2 separate regions of the Homo sapiens genome follow, and region 2 is linked to region 1. Evidence: chromatin loops called from intact Hi-C (ENCODE). Cell type or tissue: PC-9. All regions are shown on one strand.

Region 1 (5,000 bases):
TGTAAAAAAACAGTGTGGGATGCCAAGAGATTAATGAATGCCATTAGGCTATTAGTTCCTCAAAGCTCCTGTTTTTTAATTGATTTAAATGTAAATTAATTGAAATTAAAAATTCTGTTCCTTAGTTGCTATTCAATATTAAGGAATGAATACAAAGAACACATACCTATTTATGAAATCCTAGTAAACCAATATCAGAGGATAATCTTGGAGCTTAAGACATACAATAATTGGCAAACATGGTTAGTTGTTTACTCACTATCCATTCCCACTTTGGTAACTGCTAGTCATATTTCAAGTGCTCAATAGCCATATGTGGCTAGTGACTACCGTATTGGACTGTATAGATATAGAACATTTTTGTCACCATAGAAAGTTTTATCGGACAGCATTGCATTATAGAAGGGATTGGCAAACTTTTTCTTTTTTTTAATTTTATTTTATTATTATTATACTTTAAGTTTTAGGGTACATGTGCACAATGTGCAGGTTAGTTACATATGTATACATGTGCCATGCTGGTGTGCTGCACCCATTAACTCATCATTTAGCATTAGGTATATCTCCTAATGCTATCCCTCCCCCCTCCCCCCACCCCACAACAGTCCCCAGAGTGTGATGTTCCCCTTCTTGTGTCCATATGTTCTCATTGCTCAATTCCCACCTGTGAGTGAGAACATGTGGTGCTTGGTTTTTTGTCCTTGCGATAGTTTACTGAGAATGATGATTTCCAATTTCATCCATGTCCCTACAAAGGACATGAACTCATCATTTTTTATGGCTGCATAGTATTCCATGGTGCATATGTGCCACATTTTCTTAATCCAGTCTATCATTGTTGGACATTTGGCTTGGTTCCAAGTCTTTGCTATTGTGAATAGTGCTGCAGTAAATATACGTGTGCATGTGTCTTTATAGCAGCATGATTTAGAGTCCTTTGCATATATACCCAGTAATAGGATGGCTGGATCAAATGGTATTTCTAGTTCTAGATCCCTGAGGAATCGCCACACTAACTTCCACAATGGTTGAACTAGTTTACAGTCCCACCAACAGTGTAAAAGTGTTTCTATTTCTCCACATCCTCTCCAGCACCTGTTGTTTCCTGACTTTTTAATGATTGCCATTCTAACTGGTGTGAGATGGTATCTCATTGTGGTTTTGATTTGCATTTCTCTGATGGCCAGTGATGGTGAGCCTTTTTTCATGTGTTTTTTGGCTGCATAAATGTCTTCTTTTGAGAAGTGTCTGTTCATGTCCGGCAAACTTTTTCTATAAAAGATCAGTACTATGGTTTGCATGTTTGTCCCTCTCCAAACTCATGTTGAAATTTAACTGCCATTGCAACTGTATTGTGAAGTGGGATCTTTAAGAGGCAATTAGGCCATGAAGGTGCCACCCGCATGGGTGAGATTAATGCTGTGATAAAAACGCAAGTTTGGCCCCCTTTTGGTGTCTTTGCCTTTCTGTCATGTGAAGCCAAGCATTCTCCCTCCAGAGGATGCAGTGTTCCATGTGTCATCATAGAGTCAGAATGGCCAAACCTGTCATGCCTTGATATTGGAGTTCCCAATATCAAGATCCAGTTCCTCCAGAACTGTGGGTCAATACATTTCTGTTTATAAATTATCCAATCTGTGGTATTCTATTACAGCAGCACAAATGGACTAAGACAGACAAGTAGTGTACATTTTAGGCTTTGCAGGTCAAGAGGCCATTGACATTGAAGATATGCGTGGCAACTATTCAACTGCTATTGATACTCAAAGGCAGCCTCAGATAATATGCAAACAAATGGGTGTATCTGTGTTTCAGTAAAACTTTGCAAAAAAGCAGGTTCTGGCCTTGTTTTCTGACTCCTGCTTTATCGTTTTGGCTATGAGATGGTGAGCTTTCTTTGTAATTTCAGCATAAACTGTCCTAATCTGACTAATATTTCTATCCCAACTGGGTAGTCAATAGAATGTACACTTGATATCATTCTAAAAATGTCATATAAAACATTATCAACATATGCTTAGAATAAATGTAAAGAATTAGAACTTAAAGTTTGTTTTTTGGGTTAAAAATATTCCTGCTTCAGTATGATTTTATAATTTTTAAATAATTTTATCCACTTGCAAATTCTTTGTTTCTTGTTGTTTCCTCAAACTCTGAAATCATCTTGATGGTGACTAAAGTGCCCTGTTGAGTATGTTGCAGGCTTAAAACTGGCACCAAAAAATCATAACACATTTAATAAAAAGTACAAATATTATCGGTGATTTGATTTAGACCAATTTGATTTCTTATATCTGTTGAATGTTTGCAGGGCAGCCGACAGACCTACCAGAGCACTGGATTGGAAGGCAGAAGTAGTAAATATTAACTAGCTTTGTCACCTTGGGCAAATAATTCATATGATCAGGCTTGTGTTTTCTAAGAATATTATCTTCTAGAACTTAAAATGTTATCTTAAAAGTATACAGTGGCTCAATTATTCGAAGCAACCACCCAGGCGTGTGCACTTTTATTAGATGATATCGCCCTCTGCTGGACACCTGCTGCATCTGCACCGGGCGCTCTTTCCCACTGCAACCCTCTTGCTTTGCTTCCTTTAATTTAGCACAGCACAGCTGGGCGGGGTGGCTTATGCCTGTAATCCCAGCTACTCAGGAGGCTAAGGCAGCAGTTATCTCATGAGCCCAGAAGTTTGAGGCAGCAGTGAGCTATGATTGTGCCACCGCAGTCCAACCTGGGTGACAGAGTGAGACCCCATCTCTTAATAATTTTTTTTTTTTTTTTTAAGGATAGACAGACCTCTGTATATCACTCCATGAGCTGTAGTATTTCATGATCAGTGAGGCAAAAGTGTAGAGAGAGGGAATTGGAAAAGTCCCTTCACTTTTATTATTTTACTAAAATAAAAAAAGTCACACTATATCATAGAATTATAGTTAGAAAGGACTATAGATATCATGCTAAAAATTTCCAGCACGTACTATATACTGTTTTCAAATACATAATTACATTGGAAGAATATAAAAACACAGGCAGGAACTGTACACGCCAACTTTAGAATAGAGGTTGCACCTGGGAAGGGAGGGAGGTAAGTGGTAATGGGAAGGAGGGACTGTTACTGTATCTGTAATGCCTTATATTTTTTAAAAAGGAGGATCTAAGCCAATATGGCAAAATATTCATGTAATATTTGGCCTCCGTGTGGCAGATGTCATTAAAAATAATTTTATGTTCTCATGCCACTTCTTTCACATATGCCATGTGGAAATCTCACTTCCCAATCCTTTATTGATTTTTTGAGCAGATCCCATAGATTTTGATGTCACTTTTAGGTATTAATTTATAGCCTCCTTTAAAAGCCTTTAAAATGTCCAGAGTGATCTAAACAAAAGCTTTAATCGCTCATTCAAATGAAAACATCCCTGCCCTTGCCTGGCTTGGACTGGAAAGGCTCAGACATCAGCGTCTTCTACACTTCTCTGACTTGCTCTGTGGTGTCCTTGATCTTCAAGGTACATGACTGGCTCAGATTGCAGTTTGGGATGATGCCCTCTTGCAGTGGCAGATGACTGTGTGATGTGGGAACACATCTGGAGCTATTTGGAGACCTCTACTCCCTGAGGGAACCTGTCTCTGTACCTTTCTCTGACACCATCTACCACTCCTGCCTCTGGTGGTACACCCCACACAGACCCTCTCTGCTGGGTCATCTAGTATGGCAGATAGACCTTTTGGGTAGAGTTGTTTCTGGATGTTGCAAGCTTGCTATCTTCCATGGGGTCCCTTCTGGCTTTAGGAACTGTATCTCCCTATGGTCAGAAGTACTGCAGCCCTATCTTGAAACCTCCTCCCCTCCTGGCACCTCCAGGCATTATCAGCCACTGTGTCCTCCAGGCTCCAGGGAATCTTGTCAAGTGGCCCTCACATGGGAATAGGTTGGAGGGGACCTACCACCCATGGCAAGTGGAGGAGGCTTAGCACTCTAACAGTGCTCTCCAAAGGGATCCTCTCTACCAATCTTAGGGAATATTTAGCCTTTTCTTTTAAAGCCTGGACATTGTTAGGCATAAGGTGGTGAAACATATTTCAGATAACCTTTAGCAAGTTTTACCTCAGTAACTTTGTATCTCTTTTAGAATGGACCAGCACACACATCTTTTATTTTACCTCTTGGGTAAGTGTCTATGCCCTTGCAAAAATGTAATTCCACATGGGAGATCTCTGTCTAGAATCCTGTATCTGCAATTTCCAGCCATAGGTATGTGTGCCTTTGCTCTGCAGGGCAGGCTTCATCCTGGGCCTCCCTTTATAATTCTGAGCCTTTTCTAATGAGTCAGGTTCACAGGGGTACCAGTACATTTATAAAGTTTGGGCTTTAGGCACATGGTGTTTGTTATATTACTTTTTTGCTATATGGAAATATTTCTTAATATTATTTAAGAAGTTATTCTAATCCACTCCACAGGATTCTACTTGCGAGGACACTACGATCAAGATAGGCTAAGCCATCTGCCCCAACTCACACATCCAGAAGTAGAACCGAAACCCCCAGGTGCCCAGCATTGGCTACATTGCCTTGAAATCTGTTGTATCATTTACCCAGAGTACAGAAGTGTAGTGCTCAGTGTCTTTTTGAATTTATATGATTGTAAGGATAAAAATATTCTTAGCTTAATTAATAGCAAAGGGACCAGCTATAAAAGTATTCTTAAAGGCCATCAAGTTAGAGGTAACTTTCTGAAATATGGTGGTAGCTTAATCATCTTCCAAGGAGTAACAAATATACTTTCAAACAAATCCAGGAATAGTACTATATAATCATGTGCTGCATAATGAAATTTTGGTTAATAATGGACGGCATATATGAGGTGGTCCCATAAGATTACTATACTCTACTTTTTAATCATTATTTTAGAGTGTACTCCTTCTACTTATAATAAAAGTTAACTGTAAACAGCCTTGGGCAGGTCCTTCAGGAGGTATTCCAGAAGAAGGTATTG
Region 2 (5,000 bases), 180 kb before region 1:
TCTTAACATTCTTTCATTGGAAATTTAGAATAGCTTTGTTAATTTGCTATTACATGACTTAAATTACATAAAATATGTATTCATATATTTTATGTCTACATTTTATATTTTCAAAGTAAAATTCTAATGCATATTATTTATCATGTTCTCTGTTTCATTGTATACTTAAAGTACAACTTTTGTTTTTTAATATTTAGAGATCTTTTGTTAACTGTGCTTCTTAGCTTAAAACATATTTTTTTACTCAACCTAAAAACGTGAAGCATAAATGATTCTGTCTAACATGAACACAAGTTTAATGTTGGAAAATATGGGTTTGTTTTTTGTGCCATGCCAGGTTTTTGGTGGCTCAGTCTCTGCATACTTTCCACTGCATGAAAGAAATGGTATGCCTAAGGACAAAGAAAAGACAGAATTATTTCTGGATATTTAATTTCTAAGAACCTTTTTTAATTATGTAGAAAAAAGTCAGTTATTTCCTGATATATTTAATTTTTTTCCATGTCACCCAAGAGAAAACATATTTAATTTTTAAGAACCGTTTTTAGTAATGTAGACTTCATCCAAACACAAAAGACAGCTATGTGCGTTTATCTTACCTTTATCACCTTATTCATGAAGATTTCTTCCCTTTGCAAAAATGAATGTTATACACCTGTGTAACTTCTGAAGCTTTTAAATTTTGTTTTGTGTTCTAAAATGAAGTTTATATAATATCTGGGCTTTCTTTCTTTCCTCTCCTTATATTATTTCACATACCTGTTATTGCAGAGGTAGCCTAAGTTTGGATGATTTTCGGTAAGTCTTGAGCATGTGATTCTTTTCAGTATTAAATGTTTTTAGAAAGTACATTGTGAACAACCTAATACAAATAAAAAGGAAAAAAATGGAACACTGTGGTATTAACTGCCATTATATCCTAGTTATTTAGGATAATCTTTTAAAATGAATACCTACTTTTATTCTACATACCTCCTTTTTGAAATAGCATGATATGCCATCATAAAATAAAAATGTCCTGATACTTTAAAGATATTTTCATTGTTTAATTTGTCAGTATCTTGTATTTTAAGGCTGTTGACTCATTTTTGTTCTTGTTGATTTTGCTAAATTAATTTTAGAACTATGTTTAAAGAACTTTTTTTAAAATAAGTATGATGTTTCTGTATTTCTGGGCATAATAATCATAAGTGAGAGTTTTTAGATTTCAACAACCCCCATTGTTTTATAGTATCCATGTTGTAGAGACTGGAATAAACTATCTAGAGTCTAGAGATTTTAAAAATATTTTGTTAACATTTTTATGTCTTGGGAAATGTTTTTTAAATCAAGGACAATTGTGTCTACAATTCTGGATTAAAAAAAACCCTAATTGTATGTTTGTTTAGATAAAATAATCTAGTTTAAGTACCCCTTTTACTGCTTACTACTTATTATTAGTGTTTTTCCAGAAGTTTGATTTACTTCTTGGATGTGTGTAAAATACACATTACTACATATTGGTGTATTTGAAACTTGATTAATTTTCTTTCTGTAATTGTATTATTTCAGTAGATAACTTAATTTTTCTCATAGGAGTAATAGCTATACACTTAAGCATTCAAAACAAACTTTCTCAGGTTTTAAAGTAGTTATTTTTATTTGGATATCGGTTGTAAGAGCAGTATTACATAGTGAACGTGACTTTATTTTATTTTATATATATTTTCTTGATGGAGCCTCACTCTGTTGCCCAGGCTGGAGTGCAGTGGTGCAATCTTGCGGGTCCAAGTGATTCTTCTGTGTCAGCCTTCCTAGTAGCTGGGATTACAGGTGCCTGCCACCTCGCCCGGCTAATTTTTGTATTTTTAGTACAGACGCAGTTTCGCCATGTTGGCCAGGCTGGTCTCGAACTCTTGACCTCAGGTCATCTGCCTGCCTTGGCCTTCCAAAGTGCTGGGATTACAAGTGTGAGCCACTGTGCCTGGCCTTGAGCATGACTTTTAAATTGGATAAAAGTTACGGTTTTAATTGCTGAAACATTGGGTAGCAGGCTAACGGACATTTTTGCTACTTTTGGCTTATTTGTCTTGTTGCTTTTCAGCTATTTCTGCTTTCAGAAATTCAGCTTAAAAAAATGGCAAAACCAACATTTAATATTTATGGCAGAGCAGACTGCTTCCTTGGGCTACATTTGCTTTTATCCCTGTGCTCATTGCTAACCTTTCCCTTTGGCACTATTCTTTTTCTTAAAGTTCCATCTGAAAATGAAGTACTGAGAAAGTAATAGTTTAATGTTTTTTTTTTCTGTCGCATAATTTTAGTCCAGTTACTCTAAAGGGATGTTTTTGGTTTTGAACAGATCTTAAGCATTTTTTAATCTATTTTGAAATATTGCAATAAGAACTATATTCCACTAGGGGGCTCTCATCTTTTAAAAATTCTAATCCTGTTAATATTTTGAAGTTAATACTAGGTAAATTTTGAGTGTTTATAAATAAATATTGTCCCATTTATTCATCCACCAAATTTAAACTTTAAATACTGTGTCATTTTTGACTTCTGAGATGTTGATACTTAATCCGTGTATGAAAACTCCAAAAGTTATGTTAGCTATACCTTTAGTTTATCATTTTCAAAACTGTTTTTCTTTTTTTTAATAATGGTTTTCAATAAACTAGACTGTTGTGATAATTTGCTATGTACTTGATACATTTTTGTTTAATATTCAGGAACACACAGAAAAGGGGAGAATCATTTGGAATCAGCAGAATAGGTAGCAAAATTAAAGGAGTATTCAAAAGTACCACAATGGAGGGAGCTATGTTGCCTAATTATGGTGTAGCTGAAGGTGAAGATGATTTTGTAAGTAAAATGTATCAATTTGATTTATTTATAACTTCAGACTTACTATGACATAAAAATTAGATATACTCATTATTTTCCTTTTTTTGGAGAATCTGTGTATTCTGTTTAATACTTTACCTTTATCTTCTTACTTCAGACTTCCTTTGTATTTCTCATTCTTTCATTAGTTGTGATAGTTTCATGACGTGAATCTAATTTTTAAAATTCCTGAGAACTGTGTTATTGCTTATTAAGGCAGAATAGTTCCTGTTAAGCTGAGATACTTCTAATAGTCAAGCAGTTTACCGTCTTTTGGTTAAGCTTCAAATTCTGATGTTACCTTTTTCCCACCATGTACTCCAGGTATACAGAGTTGCTAATAGATGCTCTAACTCCTTGCTTACTTAAACTACAGTCTGTTGACAAGCAGCATTGGCATTACCTGGAAGCTTGTATAAATACAGAATCTCAGGCACTATCCTAGACTTACTGAATCAATTTGCATTTTAACAAGATTTCCAGTTGACTTATATAAACATTTTACTTACCATCCTATTTTATTTCTCTGTATTTTTGTCCTGCTTGAAATGCCCTTCATTTGTGTATTGACCTAGAAAATTCATAGGCATCCTTCAAAATGCAACTGTTCCCCATAAACCTTTACCCAAATCCCCAAGTTGAACTGAACATTTCCTCCTTTTGTGTCCCTATTATATCGTATGTTAAAGCTTATACCATAATGTATTTCAAGTTACGTGTTATGATTGTCTTTCCTATCACATAGTCCCATAAAGGCAAGTATTGTCTCATTTGTACTTTTTATTTTTATTGAATAGAGATCTTGGATTCTCATTTTGCCTTTTAATGACCCTGGGCACTGGGGATGAAAAGATGATTAAGACGTAGACCTCGGCTTTAAGAAATTCACTAACGTGGGTATAAAAGGGGTGTTTAGTACTGATTGGATTGATGATGACCAAGAAGGAGGAAAGGTGGGGTGACAGGAGTAAACCCTTTTCTTTACCCCTTCCTTTTGACCTTTGTCCCATTGCCTTCATGTAAGGGTCACTGATTCTTCATAATAATTTAAATGGAATAAAATCTTATTTAAACCTTTTTTTATTAATTCAAATAAAGCCGTTTTTTTATGCCTTTATTTTTTCCCTGTAAGTGTGGGTAGTAATTTTTTTTTTTTTTTTTTTTTTGAGACGGAGTCTTGCTCTGTCACCCAGGCTGGAGTGCAATGGCACGATCTCAGCTCACTGCAACCTCCGCCTCCCGGGCTCCTGCCTCAGCCTCCTGAGTAGCTGGGGTTGCAGGCGCCCGCCACCATGCCCAGCTAATTTTTGTGGTTTTTTTTGGTAAGGATGGGGTTTCACCATGTTGGCCAGGCTGGTCTTGAACTCCTGACCTCGTGATCCACCCACCTGTAGTCCCAAAGTGTTGAGACTACAGGCGTGAACCACTGCACCCAGCCTTGGTGTGGGTAGTTTTATGCTGGGTGTGGTGGCTCATATTTGTAATCTCAGTACTTTGGGAAACTGAGGCAGGAGGATTGCTTGAGCCAAGGAGTTCAAGACCAGCCTGGGCAACATGGTGAGACCCTGTCTTTACAAAAATTAAAAAATTAGCTGGGTGTGATGGTGCCCAACTGTAGTCGTAGCTACTTGGGAGGATTAGTTGAGCTCAGGAGGTCAAGGCTGCAGTGAGCCATGTTTGTGTCACTGTACTACAGCCTGGGTAACAGAATAAAAGCCTGTCTCAAAAAAAAAAAAAAAAAAGTATGGATAGAAGAAAGTAGATCAGAGAAAGTCTTTTTCAAAATAATGTTTATGTTTTCTAATTTTAAGCATATTCTCAGTTTTTTAATAATATAGAACAGTGGAAAAAATTTAAATGCCACGTACGTGCATATCTACCACCCAGAAACCGCTTCTATTAATAGTTTGGTGATTTTCTTTAAAAAAAAAAAAAAAAACTTTCCCTTTTCACCCCTGTAGACTACATTTTATATATAGTTTGCTATCTTTTCTCTATTCGATATTATAACAAAAGTATTTAACCGTGTTATTATGAACTTTTAAAACATAATTTTTTGTGGAAGAAGATGTATTTTTTATTTTTTGCCTTCCCAATTGCTTGATACACAAGTTGTACTTTAGCTTTAGGAATAG

What was found. Hi-C counts contacts between places; a loop is a spot of excess contacts. Peaks named below come from ENCODE experiments on the same cell type or tissue, not always from the same donor. Only the 100,000 strongest peaks of a DNase experiment are listed, where the experiment ranks them.
Region 2: it touches region 1 in a loop (11-fold over the local background); 35 of 110 quality-filtered maps call a loop at or near these places.

The regions. Positions count from the first base shown.
Region 1 is chr6:85,352,752-85,357,751 of GRCh38, reverse strand. No RefSeq gene overlaps it. Among named protein-coding and RNA genes, the nearest start is that of LINC02535, 50 kb to the left of the region's middle. RefSeq lists a silencer at 2,604-2,653. In PC-9, a CTCF peak has its summit at 2,518 (motif pointing left); a DNase peak (open chromatin) is centred at 2,521.
Region 2 is chr6:85,534,636-85,539,635 of GRCh38, reverse strand. It overlaps SNX14 (sorting nexin 14), which reads left to right. Exons shown (of 29, transcript NM_153816.6): 16 at 772-798; 17 at 2,712-2,844. Among named protein-coding and RNA genes, the nearest start is that of SNX14, 57 kb to the left of the region's middle. In PC-9, CTCF peaks have their summits at 2,195 and 2,396 (motif pointing right); no DNase peak of the experiment used is centred here; H3K27ac peaks cover 1,297 bases.